2 separate regions of the Mus musculus genome follow, and region 1 is linked to region 2. Evidence: chromatin loops called from intact Hi-C (ENCODE). Cell type or tissue: heart. All regions are shown on one strand.

Evidence for each region. Peaks named below come from ENCODE experiments on the same cell type or tissue, not always from the same donor. Only the 100,000 strongest peaks of a DNase experiment are listed, where the experiment ranks them.
Region 1: it touches region 2 in a loop (2.1-fold over the local background); 10 of 42 quality-filtered maps call a loop at or near these places.

Annotation. Positions count from the first base shown.
Region 1 is chr10:39,609,901-39,617,900 of GRCm38, forward strand. Traf3ip2 (TRAF3 interacting protein 2) reads left to right here and starts at 3,034. Exons shown (of 9, transcript NM_134000.3): 1 at 3,034-3,446. Gm16364 (predicted gene 16364) reads right to left here and starts at 3,782. Exons shown (of 6, transcript NR_152259.1): 1 at 3,584-3,782. In heart, no CTCF peak of the experiment used is centred here; DNase peaks (open chromatin) are centred at 3,501, 4,201, 4,921 and 6,281; H3K4me3 peaks cover 3,075 bases; H3K27ac peaks cover 4,519 bases.
Region 2 is chr10:39,552,159-39,560,158 of GRCm38, forward strand. The region is part of intron 13 of Fyn (Fyn proto-oncogene); the gene reads left to right. Gm16364 (predicted gene 16364) reads right to left here. Exons shown (of 6, transcript NR_152259.1): 3 at 7,726-7,978; 4 at 6,322-6,554; 5 at 5,807-5,941; 6 at 3,913-5,127. Among named protein-coding and RNA genes, the nearest start is that of Gm40627, 34 kb to the right of the region's middle. In heart, a CTCF peak has its summit at 3,682; DNase peaks (open chromatin) are centred at 5,903 and 7,424; H3K4me3 peaks cover 592 bases; H3K27ac peaks cover 6,621 bases.

The DNA.
Region 1 (8,000 bases), 58 kb after region 2:
AGCTTTAAGATCCTTTTCCTAGCCAGTCTTCTGTCTGCCTTTGGAACAAGATGCAGAACTCTCAGCAACAAAGTCTTTCATATTCCTACAAGGATGGCCCATTAAGTCCCACTTAAAGCATTCCATTGCATTTAAAATCCAAAGTCCCAAAATCCACATTCTTCCAAACAAAAGCATGATCAGGCCTATCACAGTAATACCCTAGTCCCTAGTACTAACTTAGGGTTTTATTGATGTGAAGAGACAGTATATCCAAGGCTGACTTATAGGTTCAGAGGTTCAGTACATTATCATCAATGGAAGAATTGCATCATGCAAGTAGACTTGGGGCTGGAGAGCCTAGAGTTCTACGTCTTGATCTGAAGGCAGCCAGGTGGAGACTCATTTATGCAGGCAGCAAGGAGGGTCTTTTCCATACTGGGCAGAGCCTGAGCATAGGAGGCGGTAACATATGACATACTTCTTCCAACAAGGTCACACCAACTCTAATAAGGCAATATATCTTAATACTGCCACTCCCTATGGCCGATCATTCAAACCACCACATAGTCTAACTTTCTGAAACAGTAATGCCTAACTAAACACTTTCTTTTCTGAGTTGCCTTGGTGATGGTATCTTCTCACAGCAACAGAAAGGCAACCAAAACAAGCCCTAGAACTTGGCAAACATAAATCCTTTACATCTGGATTTTTTTGTTTGTTTGTTTGTTTTGGTTTTGGTTTTTTTTTTTTTTTCCAAGACAGGGTTTCTCTGTAGCCCTGGCTGTCCTGGAACTCCCAGCACTTAAGAGGCAGAGGCAGGCGGATCTCTGAGTTCAAGGCCAGCCTGGTCTACAGAATGACTTCTGGACTTTTTAACTCAGCGTGAGATGGTTAGCCCATGTCTTGACACCACGACCTGCTCCTTTTGACTTTGACAGCAGCGATCCATGTGTAAACACAGTAAACACAGACCCAAGTGACTGGCAGCCATGGCCATGCCTGTTTACTGCTTCCTTCCTTCCCCTCTTGAGTGTTGTCAAGAATTGTATAAAGAAAGGGAAGTACCTCAGCTGCACTCAAACTTGTAGGAAACAGTCCAGAGCCAAGCAGCCGAGGGAGGAAAGACACTACAAGCGAGACAGCTCTGGCTGCTCCACAAATTAGCTATGTGCCCTTCTAGAAGCTACCAGGTGTCTCTTGAGTGTTGTGTTCTTCGAAGGCACAGCGCAAATGGCAGCTTCTGCACCTCTCGGGTCTGCTTGAAAGTTAAAGGTTAAAGGTTAAAGGTTGTTAAAGGTGTGCAAAGGTCCTCAGGAAAGAGCTGCTCCCTGGAGGTTACACACGAGCATCCAGACAGCAGTGGATAGCATCTGGGAACCTGAGATGTTGATGTCCCAGTCCTCAGGCATGGCCTCTGTCATTCCTTTCAGTCTAAGCTTGCCAGGCATGCGCAGACAGAAGTTTCTCGGCGCAGGAGACTCTCTATAAACAGTTTACATCCTTGGGCTGCTTTCCAGGAGGGGCCCAGCAGATGCTCTCAGCAAGGAGCTGTTATCCCATTCCCCAAACTCAGGATGGATTCAGAGAGGAGGGGTGCCCAGCAACCTCAGACAAGCCTTAGGCTTGCTGCCTTTCCCCCAGGCCACAGCTCTCATTGGGTGGAGACTGGCTGTCCTGACTCCTCATGGAAAGGGTTCCAAAGGCAGAGGTTTCCAGAAACTACTCTGAGGCTCATCTCAGCCCATTTAAGGACAGCTATGAGAAATGAGTTCATCTTCTCTCCTCTACCACCCCTTCCATGCCTTCCTTTCCTGTTCTCCTTTCAATGCTGACAGCTGCCCCTCCCCAATTACCCTCGTTTCAGCCACTCCACAAGGAGTGTTGTTTTCCCCCAACCCCTAAGATCTAATAATAATGTTCGAGGCAGAAAGTTCAAGGCTGAGCTAATAAATATGGGACTATCAGGCCTGTGTTACCAGGCTCAGCTACAGCCATTTCTGACGTGATGATCCAACAGGTATACAGTGACTGCCTACAATGTCATAAGCAGTGTCCTACATGCTGGGGACACCTCTCTCTCTCTGTCACTACATATATATATATATATTGTCAAGAATAATGTTTTATTAAATAATTTCTCAAAGCCACCTTCCCATGTTTGTACAAATAATACAAATGAATACAAATTTTCATTGTTTTAACAGCTAAGTAGTACTTCATTGTAAGAACACACCACAATGTGTACCACTTTATTATAAAGTTTTAAAAACAAGCCACATTCCCTTTGTTTATAATGTGTGGTACAACTTTAAGTGTAATACTTAGGCAGACCTGGGGCAATCTGATTGAGGACATTTTGGGCAATGTTCCCTATGCAAGAGTGGAGAGACTGGACTGGCTCAGTCTGAGACACTTTCTATGGTAGAGGGGGGAAGTTCAGTGGCTGCGATCAGTGCTGGCTGGTGGCCTGAGAGTTCACACCCGGACTGGCTCCCATCACCCTCCAGTGCTTTAGAAATAACCTGGATTTATATTACCCACACATAGCATGGTGCCATTGTTCTGCCTCCAGGATCCCTGTCTGTGCAATAAATTCTGTAGTGTACTGAATAAACAAAGGGAAAAGAAAGAAATAAACTTAAGATTGTGAAATGAGAGCCAGGCAGTGGTGGCACATGCCTTTAATCCCAGCGTTAGGAGGCAGAGGCAGGGGGATTTCTGAGTTCGAGGCCAGCCTGATCTAGAGAGTGAGTTCCAGGACAGCCAGGGCTACACAGAGAAACCCTGTCTCGAAAACAAAAACAAACAAAAAAGCAAAACAAACAAAAACCCAAATCAAAAGATTGTGAAATGAGAAGTCAGAGGTGTGTGTGTGTGTGTGTGTGTGTGTGTGTGTGTGTGTGTGTGTGTGATACAGTCCTGCACAGGGCTGTAGGCAGTGAATCCTTTGCCCCATAGTTACAGGCAGCAAATCTGTTTTGGTGAGTTAAAAAACACAGTTAAAAGTTCTTGCTTCATATTCCCTCCCATTATCAGGCCCAGGCTCGTTTGAAGCTGCTCAAGAATAAGCAGTGTGAAGACCGCAAGTTCTGTCTCCGGGAGACACCTTCTCAGGCGCTGCAGTAACCCAGAAGCCCGGGGCATTCCTCACAGTTTCTTATCTGGGTGGTAAAAGCAGGATGCAGCCTAATTGGTTGCTGGTTCTCTCTGGTGAACGCAAGAGGTTTCTGTTTTAAGAAATAAAGTGACTTCTTGGCGGTTGATTCACTGCCCCACGGGGAGAGGCTGAGCAGAGGCTTCCTCTCCGTAGAGATTTGCATACAGCATCCACTTCCTGCTCGAGAGCCTGCTCCACCACTTACCTGGGACTGGAGAGGGCGAGGGAGGTCTGAGCGGCCCAAGGTGGATCCCCGTGAGCAGAGCCAGCGACCACCCCCTGGGCCGTCTGTCGGTGGCGATCTTAGGTAAGTGAACTCACTGGTGCCTGGCTGCTCTGACCTCTTTAACCACTGGCCGGCTTTCCAGTCCACTGGCTTCTCTGTTGCCACAAGGTCCTGATCTCACTTCCCTCCGCCCTCCGCCCTCATGCCCCCACCTTTACCTTGTCCATCTGGAGGCCAGTTTGAGCTGAGACTGTGACAGAGTTCCAGCAGGAATGTGGCGCCAGTTTAGGGTTTCTCTCGGGCAGGCCTGGCTGAGTTTAACTCTATAAGGAGAGGCACACAGCACTACACGCTGCCGGGTTGGAGTTTTCAGTACTCATAGTCAGCCATCAAGAAATCAAAGTACGCAGTGAGTTCAGGGCCAGCCTGGGTGACGTAGCAAGAACCTGTCTTTAAAAACGAATCAAAACTGTTTCTCCAAGGAGGGAGCCATGGTAGAAAGGATTAAGTACTTGGCTTTCAGCCCAAGACACGTCAGGGACTGCGGGAAGGCCAACTCCCAGTTTTTCTCTATTTTATGCTGGGGGAAAATACCAGCCTCACATTCTTGGGTCAGAAAGTGCTCGCCGCCCCCCCCCCACATTCCCCCCCCCCCCAGGCCTCCATTTCCTTTAGCCAGTGGTTTGCTGGGTCTGGATGGTGCTGGGGAGGCCAGAGAAGAAACACTGGATCTTGGAAGCTGCCTTCTCTGTGACTTCCTAGTTCACAGTGGCCTCTTAGACTAGAGACTTTTTCTAAGGGTGTCGTGGAAAGAAACCAAATTAGTAATTGAAAAAAGCAGAAAACGTGCTTCCAAGTTCTCCCTCCACTTTGGTGTGGGTGCATCTCTTAGGCAATTCTCTTTGGCTCCCAGATGCCTGGATTTCTTCATCCACAAAGTGTGTGTGTGTGTGTGTGTGTGTGTGTGTGTGTGTATACATATGTGTGCACTCACACACTAACATGATTATGTCTAAATTCTTTTCTAAGAAACCAAGGCCAGGGTAGTCCCAGAAGGGTACTACCATAATGGGTGGTCTCTAAAACTTGTTTTGTTTACTGATTACTACACATATATATTTTACCCCTGCTACTAGTGCATTAGGAAGGCCTTTGCTTCTATTTTTCCAGCCCCCAGAACCTGGCATGTCATCAGATGCTGTAGAGGCACTCAATCTTGCACGTAAACTTTGAAAAAAAGTTTTTTTTTTTTTTTTCTCAGTTTCCCTCATCTGCTTTCCAGGGTGAAGGTCAAGCAGCTGTCAGGGCAGGCAGCCTGTGGTGGGGTGGTGGGGTGGTGGGGTGTTGGGGTGTTGGGGTGGTGGGGTGGTGGTGAGGTGGGGGTGGGGTAGCAGCTGCAGCTCTGCAGGAGAGCAGCCTAGAATCCAGCCATCATTTCTGGCTTTAACCACGCAGGGGGAAATGGGATTTCTTGAATTTAGCTCATGTCCCATGTGTTTACTGAGAGTCAAGGCAGGCTCCAGAGCTGGCAGACGATCCTGCTGCAGAGGCCAGGAGCTGGATCGGAAGGCACTCCAGGCCCCAGCAGTCCGTGTGTGGGCCTTTAATGGGAGGAGGGGAAAGGGAACAGAGCAACCACCCAGCACCATGTAAGGCTGGTGACTATGATTAGAGTCATCACCAGCTGGCAGATACGCTGGGTTCTTAACCTTTTCCAAACCACTGCTTTAAGAAACGTTATTATTGTTTCTTTTGAGCAACTACTTACTGTCAATACAGTTCCAGGAGCTTTGGGTATTGCTAAATTCTCTGTAGGGAATCCAGGCTCTGGTCTATAGCCTCATTTCTCTGTATTCTGGAATAAGGGCACGTTTGCTTGTGGTGAGTTCCTGATTCTTATTTCAAATCCTGAAGTGTTATCATCTGAAAGTGGGGTAGCAGCACTTTGATGGTAGAAGTGCCACCACAGCCACTCTTAATGTGGTGCTGCTCTCCCCAGTCATTCCACACAGGACAAGCGTTAGGGGGCAAATGATGCAGCCATTCTGACAGGTTCACTTTGTGGGGCCGCCTTAAGCAGGAGGGAGGGTCAGACAACGTTGCAGGATACTGTGGGACAAGAGAGTTTCTTAGCTTAGTGATTCTCAGAGGGCCCGAAGACACACAGTGTTCGAGCCTGCACGTCCCTGAATGAAGGGATTAGTGACTTTCAAATACACTGAAAATTAAGAGGAGAAAGCCCTATTTTCAGGCATCAGCAAGATAGATTACGGTGGCGTAGTTTGTCTAAATTAAATCAATGTCTTTCGTGTTGCAGAATGGAAATCTCAGATCCTGAATTCAAATCATTTTCTGCAGCAGGCAATTTTAGATTAGCTTTAAAAAGCATATCTGTATGAACTGTAGGCTCTAGGAAAGGATGCAGGTGGAGGTGTGGTCAACTTCCAGGTCCTTCCGTAGCCAAGTAAATGACCCTTAAACTTTGATCCTCTTTATCAAAATAGTCCAGCTGACCTTCCACAAGAAGCATCGGATGGCTGGAATCTAGACGCTGTCCTCCAGGCCTCTCCTATTTCTTCTCAATGTTCTGTCTCCCAGATAGTTTCAGTCATGAAACAGGGTTTCCTCTCCCCGCTCCCCTCCAGTGTTCCTTGTCTCCTGCCCAGCTCTGGGGGGCATCCCAGAGCCCATGTGTACTCCAGACTCGGTGCTCTGCCCACTCTTCTGTGTACAGGTGTGCATGCAGGTGTGTGCTGCGTGCAGGTGTGTGCTGCGTGCAGGTGTGTGCTGAAGGTGTGCCCCCAGGCCTTCTTGGAGACAGACCATAGACTAGAAAGCAGCCAAGGAAGGGTGGGTTTCCATCCAGTGGCTGCCCTTAGCATGTTGCCACTTTGGCTCGATTCCCTCATGGCATTGCTGAAAGCAAGATATTTGGGTAGATGGGAGACCCTCGTACAGCCTGTTCCCTTTGAACACCCGGCAGACCCAATCTGCATGGGGTCTTGGCAACTCCCTCAGCAATGCAGGACACCTGGCTCCTCTGCCGTGGTGGAACCCTGTGCCCAGCCTTCTACTGCTCCTCTCAGGCCTAATGCCCATCTCTGAACTTTTCCTATCCCAAGTCATCTGCCTCGACATCCTGGCCAGTGGCCCACTCTACACCGGCGTGCCTCTCCCCTGCGATCCTTCCTGACCTGCCATGCACACAGACTACAAGGTCTTTCTCCCATAGCGGTAACGATCCCAGGCTTTTTCCTCTCTTCCATCCCCTTCCTGTCCCTTCCGCTTCACTCTGTGGCCTGAACTGAGTTAGGAATCACAAACAGATGCATTAGAAAGGCCACCTTATGGGAAGCAGGCAGGCAGGCGGGCAAGCAGGCAGGAAGGTGGGCGGCCGGCCGGACAGACAGACCATGGCAACAAAAGCTCCTGAACTGGCTTGAAGTTGTTTCTCTCCATGTTTCTATCACCAGCTTTCAATGTGGTAGGCAGTCTGTTCCCAGAAGTCTTCCTCCCCATTTCAAGTTCAGCACTAAGTCCCAAGTCCACTTTGCACGTCAGAGTGTTATGACTGCCCTCAGCCTGTTGTGAGTCTTCCTCGTAAGATCCAGCAAATGTTCCCTTGTCTCCAAGGCTCACACCACCTCAAAGTCTCTGGTAAATCATCGTAACGGAACAGCTTCTCTCTCAGGCAAATTCTGCCAGCAAGCTTGGAAGTGTTTGCTCACTGGGGTTTGAATCACTCAGGTGAGCCAGACAGTTCCCTCCAAACTAATCTACTACTAGGGAAACCAATTTGATGGTAATTTGCATACATTTGGGCAGTAGACAAAGAAATTTACAGATAGTTTTAAAGATCTGTGATTAGACATACTAAAAAAAACCCTATTAGTCTTTGGGGCCAGCGAGATGACTCGGCTTGTAAAGTTACTTGCCACCAAACCTGACAACCTGAGCTTGATGCTAGGAATCCACATGGTGTAAATGGAGGACAGATTCCTGACCAATTGTCTTCCTGGGTGCCATGGCATCTCAGTGCAACATATAAACAATCAATAAATGTAAGAAGAAAATTCAAATTATTCTCTGGAGAGTAAAAAATACCTTGAGAATCTATGACTGAAAATATCTGATCCAGATCTGGTGGAGGGTGGCGCATGCCTTTTGTTCCAGCACTTGGGAGACAGAGGCAGGCAGATGTCTGAATTACAGGCCAGCCTGGTCTACAGAGTGGATTCCTGGACAGCCAGAGCTACCTAGACGAAACCCTGTCTTGAAAAACCAAAAGAAAAGACAAGACAAGAAAATATCCAAATTAGAGTTTAGGATCCTCCCAATTATTAATGCATGTATTATTAATGCATGTTTTTATTTCTTATGCTCACCTGGAATATGCTGTTGTATGCCTTTAGGACTCTTCAACTCTATCAGTAACCCAGACAGTATTTAAAAAATAAAAAAAATAAAAAAAAGTTCAGGCCTAGGAAGATGTCTCTGTAGGGTAAAGTGCTTTTTGCCCAAGTTTCAGGACTGGAGTTCAGACCCACAGAGAGCACCCAAGAGCCAAGCGGGTGTGGCAGCCCTCCTGGAATCTCCAGTGCTTGGGAGACAGAGCCAGAAAATCTGAAGAGCAAA
Region 2 (8,000 bases):
GACATAAAGGACACGCACCATTTCGCCTCCACACTTTACTGGTTTCAGGGCAGGGACGGTCTGCTTTGTGAAATGTTAAGGACATATTTTTCAGTTACTGCTGAGCAAAGAAAGAGCATAGCTGGCTCACTCCCTTCATTCCCTGCCTCTTAAAAAGGGAGAAAAGAAAAGGCCCACAGTGATGGCACCGATAGTAGAGATTAATGAGGAATGTAGGGCTCTTGCAAATCCTGGGCTTGTAATCATATCTCTGCAGTCAGAGGAGCCAGCGAGAGCCGATTAATTTGTAATCCCTTTGTTCATTTTGTCTGATTGTTTCTGGTCATCATCAGAGAACAGAGAAGTGTTCATAAAGAGCCCCTCTGTCTAGGCTAGTACAGCCTCAAGACCTCTAAGGGAGGAAGATTGGCACTGAGGCAGGATTCACAAGTGCCAGGCTCTGAAGCCCCAGCCCAGCATTGGGAGGTGTGGGTGTGTGCGTCTTCTTTATTGCTGCTGCTGCTGCTGCTGTGGCTGCGGCTGCTGCAGCGGCTGCTGCTTCCGGCATGCACAAGTGGGCAGACACTCTGGGAATAGTCAACTGGCAGAGAAGAAAGGGCTGCCCAGGAGGGGGTGGGGCCCAGCAGGGGTGCTTTTGAATTGCTTCTCAAGGATGAAAATATACCGTCTCCAGGTTTTAAAAGTGAGAAGGCACTTTTTAAAAATTATTATTGTCTATATTTTGAACTAATTTCTTCCTGATCTCCCCAGGTTTATAGACACCCGGTGTGTTAAAAGCAATCACAGGAAAAGGTTAATGTTGTTTTGCATTTCCGTGAAGCTTTCTCTTACAGTAACACAAAGATGCTTTTTGTTCTTGGGTCACACACACACACACACACACACACACACACACAGAGGCCAAGACAAAGAGGTGGGTGTGGGGGCTCAGAAGAGGAAGTATTTGGAGACCGGGGTTTTGTCAGGTTGGGTTTTAGCACAAAGAAAATAACCTAGGTTTACAAGTCTGAGTGGATGCCTTCACTCAGCATCATTTTGTGTGGCCTGGCCTAGCATTTGTTCCCTTGGGAAGTAGCACAAATGAGCCATTCAGCTCTCAGGTGGCACTGATGAGTTCCTGTCCCCGAGCAGGTACTATTCGAGCTGGAGGGAAAACCATGAGCCACTAAATAGTCCTGCCCTCACGGAGCGTTACTGCGGGAGAGTGTTTGTGCCGTGCTTATGGAGGGGAGGTTACTTAGATGGGCAGACTGTGTGTGCTCCCCGACCTGAGTTCTCATTATATATATGGCAGAATCGGGGACACAAGATAGCCCTTCATTGAGAGACCCATGAAGAGAGCAGAGGAGTTAAGTGAGAACTGGGTCCAGCAGAGTATGTGTATTTACTATGCCTTCCATGACTGCAGCTGCCTGCAGGGGCCATGGGCAAGGGAGAAGGCAAGTAAATGAGACCATGGAGAGCAAGAGGCTCGCTCACGATGAACAAGATGTGTCGTCCTGCCTGTCACCCGGAAAAGCTGCAGAGACTGTAGGGAGGGTCTGAGACGATGGATGAGGTGACGTCCTTGATGGCCTTAGAAAGGGGACCGAGCCAGTTGTGAGGGGTCTGTGTGCTGCCGTGAAGAGCCATTGGAGCCTGGCAGGTTGACTTGATGGCCCAGAGAGCTGCCTGCAGCAGAGAGGCCATTCCAGACCTGTTCTCATAGCCACGGACACTGCTTAGTTTTATTTTGTAACTCAGCTACTCAGTTGGGCTTCTGAAAGTGACAGAAACTCTAAGGGAGGAGCTCCTGCAGAGACATTATAGTTACAGGGTTGCTAGCCTAGCAGAGGGTAGCACTTAGCATTGTCCACATGTCACCATGGTTGTCGCTGTGGCCCAGTCGGCCAGCCTGTGCTGAGTGCTCACCTTGCTTCAGCCCTCCTGCACTGGATCTCCCATTCCCTGCTGGTGGGAGTCCAGGAGAAAGTCCAGGTCTCTGTGTATCAGATGCTTCCATTATGCACTTTGACACACTAATTTCTCAGTTTCCTAGAACATATTTTCATGTAATTCTCTTCTCAAGAATGGAAGGTGGTGATAAACTTGCCTGAGTTCTTTCATACCTGAGATTGGCCCTTTGTCCCCACGTCACATAGGAAAGTGCTCTGGCTCATAAGTGACAGTGAAAGGAGATGGGGGCTGACTTACAAATGAGCTTGGCAAAGATCCCCAGACATTTCCACCCAGCATGTAAGTCAGTGCAGTCAGCGTAGAAGGGAGCCTTGGAGAAGAACTGAGTGATGCTAGAGGCGTGGCCAGATGAAGGGCAACCTAGCACTGAGTAGGCGCTGCTGGTGTCCTCAGGCTGTGCTCACTGAACTGACCAGAGACGGAGGAAGGAAAGAAGGACACACTGAAACTGAACAAGGCCTTGAAGCCGTAGAGGAATATTGAAGTGTTGTCCTGAGGTTAAAGGGAGCTGGTCAGGTCCCTATCCACTTCCAAGATGGGTGACAGAGACGGACACCATTGCAACGCACAGCTCGCCTGCTGCAGCCCTGTGGGCTAAAAATGGGGTCCCGCATCCTGCCCAGGGCTCAGGCTGCTGGGTAAGGCAGGACATGGGAAGTCTGACTTGGTGCACCCCATGCCACTGTCAGGCTTGAGAAGCTGCAGGACCCTGCTCTGGGGGCAGGGTAGCTCATTCTGAGGTCTCTGCGGACCTGCCGGGGTTGGCTTGGGGTCCCCGGGCCTGCACAGAGGCTGAGGACAGCAGGTTCTAGCTCTTGGGTACCACAGAATGCCTCAGAAGAGCTGAGAACAGAGTAGGGGCCTTAGGGGCTGGCTCTGGAAAAGAGTGGGAAGAGAGCTCAGGCTGGTTCCCGAGGGGAGGAGAGTCTTTGGCTTGCTCAGTGGTCAACTCAGGTTGGTTAAAAGGGTGGCTGAGAATGCAGAGAGGCCTTCTGTGTGAGATTAGGTTCTGTTCTTTAGAGCATTGTTCCCCACTGCGGGTCCCCATGAGAAGAGACAGTCCATGGTCTTAAGGTGTTTAAAGAGAAGGAAGAGACTAGGGAAGTAGAGACCGGCCATGGCCACATTGGAGGGAGGGGGGTGCGGAGAGGAGAGCAAGAGAGAAGCAACCCAGAAACAGGAGTAAGAGAGGGAGTAGGGGGCAAACATCCCTTTTGAAACCTGAGCTTGCCAGGTAACGGTGGGGAGGAGCATATCTGGCTGTTGCCAAGTAACCGTGGGGGTGGAGTCCAGACAGAATACCAGGAGCTTGGGGCCCTGTGTGACTGGTGGCCACAGAATTATGGAGCTGGGGCCTCATGTCAGGAGCCCAGTGTCTGGGGGCGTAGCAAACGCCTTCTGTCCCTTGCAGGAACACCTGCTGGGTCTCCAGGGTTTAAACCTAACTCAACCAGAAAACAGGCTGCCTTTCACAGTCCTAGACAGCCTATCAGCTGTGCCATCCTTGCTGGAGTCCAGCCTGCTTTCTGTATGCAGCGCTTTAAGTGTTCTTTGCATCGAGATTAGAACTGTGTTTAGGCTAAGGGATTGTTGTATGTGCGCAATGGTAATGCTGGCGCCAAAGCTGTTTCCTGAGCTTGCTGAGTAAAATCGTAGCTTTGCATTTTAGCATGACATTTCACCTCTAGAAGCTTTCTCAAATTCTTTCCCCCTCCGCCTTCCCTGCCCCTGCCTGTATCAGGCTGTCACCACTGGGTGGTGACCTCCTAATGGAACTTCCTGCCCCCCCCACCCCGTTCCTCTCCCTTCCTCCCCTCATCCTCCACCATTTTGTCATTGTCGCCAGCAGAAATGTTATCCTGGAAAACAGATGAATTATCTCACTCTGGTCCTGATTAAAGATGCCAAGGGCTCTTGCCCTTGCCCTCCAGATAACTCCAGAAGGCCGCACCCTGCACAAGTCCACAAATATTTATTGAATGCCTGTTATGCATTGAGTGCTTTTCCAGACCCAAGGATTATAGCAGTGAAGTAACACGAGAGTTCCTGCCCTCAGGAACGTTTTTTTTTTCTTGAAGAATATAGGCAATACAAACCAACAAACTACACTCACCCTGGCTAGTAGCATTGAGTGGAGCAAAAGAGGAATGTGGTTAGGAGATGGTGACAGTGGAAGTCACTAAGAGGTGCTCGCTGACTATAACTCTGATAGGAGCTAGCCTTGGGCCAGGTGGGTGTCTAGGGGCACTGTGCCACCTGCAGGGAGCCAAGGAGCCAGGGAGCCAGAGGCCTGGAGCGATGACTGGTGGCTTGTGGGGTTGTAAGCAAGCATGCTTTTTACTCTTTTTGTTGGGGTTTAGTTTTGAGCTTGTATTCTCGTTACAATGTTTCTCCTTGGCCTTTCCTCCTTCTAAACCTTCCTAGTTACCCCTCCCCACACACTCTTTCAAACTCATAGCCTCTTTTTTCATCAGTTGATATTGCATGCATAGATGTGTCTGTATACACATGCATATATATTTCTAAATACAGCCTGCTAAGTCCATACAGGGTTGCTTGTGTCACCATTCCACACTAGATGACGAGTTGGTGTGCTTTTCCCTGGGGAGGGCCACCTCTCGCTCCAGCTTCACTCAGTTGCCAATAGTTTTTGTGTAGGGTTCAGGTCTCATTGGGCTTTTTTTCCATTCAGTTGACATAACCATTGGTGTCCTCCTTCGTCAGGTCATGTTTAGGCAGTGATGCTGGTGAGACTTTACAGGCGTAGCTTCTGATGTTACTAGGAGACAAAACCTCACAGAATGCTGGTCCCCTGGCTCTTAGAGTCTTTCTGCCTCCTCTTTGCAGTGTCCGGAGCCTTAGGTGTAGCTGTGTATTGTAGGTGTGAGTGTTCTCCTAACGTGTGTGCAGTGAGCAGTGTGAGGGGAAGACTTGACTTCGGGTGTCTCTGCTGTCTCTCTCCCTTTACATCTTGGACACCCCAAGGAATTTGTCTATGACAGCATCTCACTGGGTTAGCCGAGAAGTGGCTATGTAGACCAAGCTGACATCAACCTCACAGAGGTCTCTCTGCCTGCCTCTGTCTGGAACTCCCGGCAGCTCTGCCTTCCTTGAGAGGAACGGGGCATCTTCCATGTTCTGATTCCCAGCAGTGTCTGCCCACAGTAGACTCTGTAGAAGCAAATAAAGGGAATGTGTGAATAAAAGGGGAAACATTTGAACTTTTTTTTTAAAAAAAAAAAAAAGGAAGACTCATAGGTTTTTAAACATTTTTAAAGCTGCCCCATAGCCTCCAGAGCCTTATAACTCTGCCCGGTTATCCTCACATATGGCCAACACGGGGTGAGTGTTCCCAGCCGCAAGGTAGCCTCTGTCCCCAGAGTTCTGAGAAGTTGACCCCACGTTCAAATTTCATATTCCAGTAACCCGATAGGCAGAATGTCCTGGCCATGCCAAGCCGTGGCCCTCGACTGAACACCTGCTTGTGTGCTGGCGGGATCTGGCAGAACAGGGCTCTTCTCTTAAGCAAATCTGTTTGTCTGTGCATTGGAAGCCTCCTCAAATCGTTCTTTCAGCAAGTGTCAGCTGCTTAACTTCCTTGAGCAGAACTAGTCACTTGGTAATGACCTGGAGGAGTAAGGTGAGCAAGCAAAACTGCTCGCACCTCCTGTAAAGAGCCAAGCGCCCGCTCTGCCCCCTCCCTCCCCCCCCCCCCCCCCCGGCATGATCACATGCCATGAAGACAGGTATTCTTGTGTTCAAGCTGCTGACAGGGGCAGACTCCCTCAAGGAGGCAAGTGTGGACTGTCCAGGTAGAGGGGCCATGAGAAACAGTCTGAAAACAGCTGACCTTAGCAGTGCATGATGGGTCCTCTGCCTCCGCAGCCCATGGGCCCCAGGGCCAAAGCACTGCAGTACACTGTGTTCCTTCAGAGAGCTCGGAATGCTGTCTCCTCCCCTGCAAGGTTTCTCTTGGCTGACGTGGCTGATAAGGGGAAGAAAGGATAGGAGGCTGTCCGTGAAGCTGGAGGGCATAAGAAGGGGCAGTCTCCCAGTACAGCCTGAGCGCAGCGCTCTGCCGCTGTCTGGTCTTAGCTGTGGTCAGGCCCCTGCCTCCCACACTGGCACCTTCACCCTCTTTTTTCACTCCTCTCTTCAGAGGACAGAGGAGTTCTTTGTAGCACTGTATTATCGAAAGCTCAGGCTTGGAATCCCAGCACTTGGGAGACAGGAGCAGGATTATTACTGTTAGTTTCAGGTCAGCCTGGGCTACGTAGCAAGCCCTTGTCTCCAAAAATAAAGAAAAAGAAAACAAGAAAGGAAAAGCCCAGAAAGTATAATGCTGCATTATCCACTTCAAATCACCTTTGTGTGCCGCAGCTCTCCCAACCAGCATTTCTGATTTTATTAATACAGCGGTTTTAATAAAAACTGCTGCCCCAGGTGACTGGTGAGGGGGCTAACAGTAAACAAAACTAGTAATTATTGTCTTCTCAGGGTCAGTCCTTCATCTCCATCTGTACCCTCTGGTCAGTATCCCTCTGCTCCACATTTGTACTCTGATCCATGGAGTGGCTCTCCAAACCTCCTGGTTGTTCCTGTAAGATAAGGGAAAACACTGGGTAATCTGATAACACATGCAGCGGTGCACTGCAGGCTCGCTGAGCAAGCACCATTAACTCCACTGGCCTCTCTCTCAGCACCCGTGTGGCAGCTCACAACAGCAAGCAGACAGATGGGTTTTTAAGAGAGCTTATACAGGGAAGCAAGGGGCCTGAGACAGAAGGCCCCATCCATACACAATATAGTATCATTCTCTTTGAATGAAAAGCTCAGTTCGAAAAAGAAATTTGATATCAGATAGCCTGAGTATCATCTCCATTGTTAAAACATTTATTTACACCATGCAGTTGTCCCGATTCCCACAGCCATGGTGAAGTCCACGCATGACTAGAAAATAAACCACAGACTACAGGTACGTCTGCTCTGAGGTCCCTTGAGAAGCCACACAAGTGGGAAGCAGTAAAGTATTAATACTTTTTTGGTGAGACCTTGTGCTAAGGTGATGGATAAGGTGTTCTGTTAACAAAAGGAGGCGCTGAGGCTGGAGCAAATCGGGTCCCCTGCCAAGAGGTACAGAGTCTGGAAGTGACATCTGTTCGGCGTTCTGCCTGTTGAAGTGGCTTTTGTTCCTTTCCTCAAGAGCCAGAAAGAAAAGTGAGGAGGGTCTACTGAGTTCTTGGACAGCTCAAAGAATAATACTGATGCCTACAAGAAGAGGAGAGGCAAGGACCCAAAGGATAAGGGAAAGAAAACATGGGTACATATGACAGTCTGCGTGGCAACTGCACAATGTCTGAGTTTGAAGGAAGAGTTGGAGAGCTGACTTCTCGTGTTTGAGAAGGAAGCCAGCAAAATGACTCAGAAAGAATAATACAGAGATCATGTCAGGAAGTGAGTGCAGTCCACTTGGCCAGAGGCTCGCAGCTACAATGTTTTAGGCAGAAGGACTGGAGCTGTTACAGCCATGACCATGTTTGAAAACATGAAAGAAGGAGTTGAAGGGACATCTCAGAGCAGCAGGTTGTGGAGTTCTGTGAACTCAGGCCCATCACCTGGGTCCTCGGAAAGAGTGGAGACATGCTGTTCTCCTGAGCTCTGGAGCAGAGGAGAGCTGAGATCAAACTGGGTAACGGAAGGGTATTTTTTAAGAATATTATCATGCATGGTGTACTTAATTGAAGTACTGTTTATGAATGGCAAACTCACTGAGTCCTTGCTGAGCCAGAACATCTTGACCATTGCAAAGGTTCACTGCAGAAGTGGCAGGTTTGCAGGGCCGCCCACCCACGTGTGTTCTGGCCTTTGGTTGGTTGGAAGACAGCTATTCTGTTGCACTCGTCACTCAGTCAGTTGCAGTGTCTACTCTTTTGACAAAGCTGCCGTTGGTATGTGTCTGTTTCAGCCAGTGCGTAGAATTGTTCATATATTCCCTGGACTTTGGGAGGTCTGGAGAGAGTACCTGGAAAAATAAAAGGAGAAAT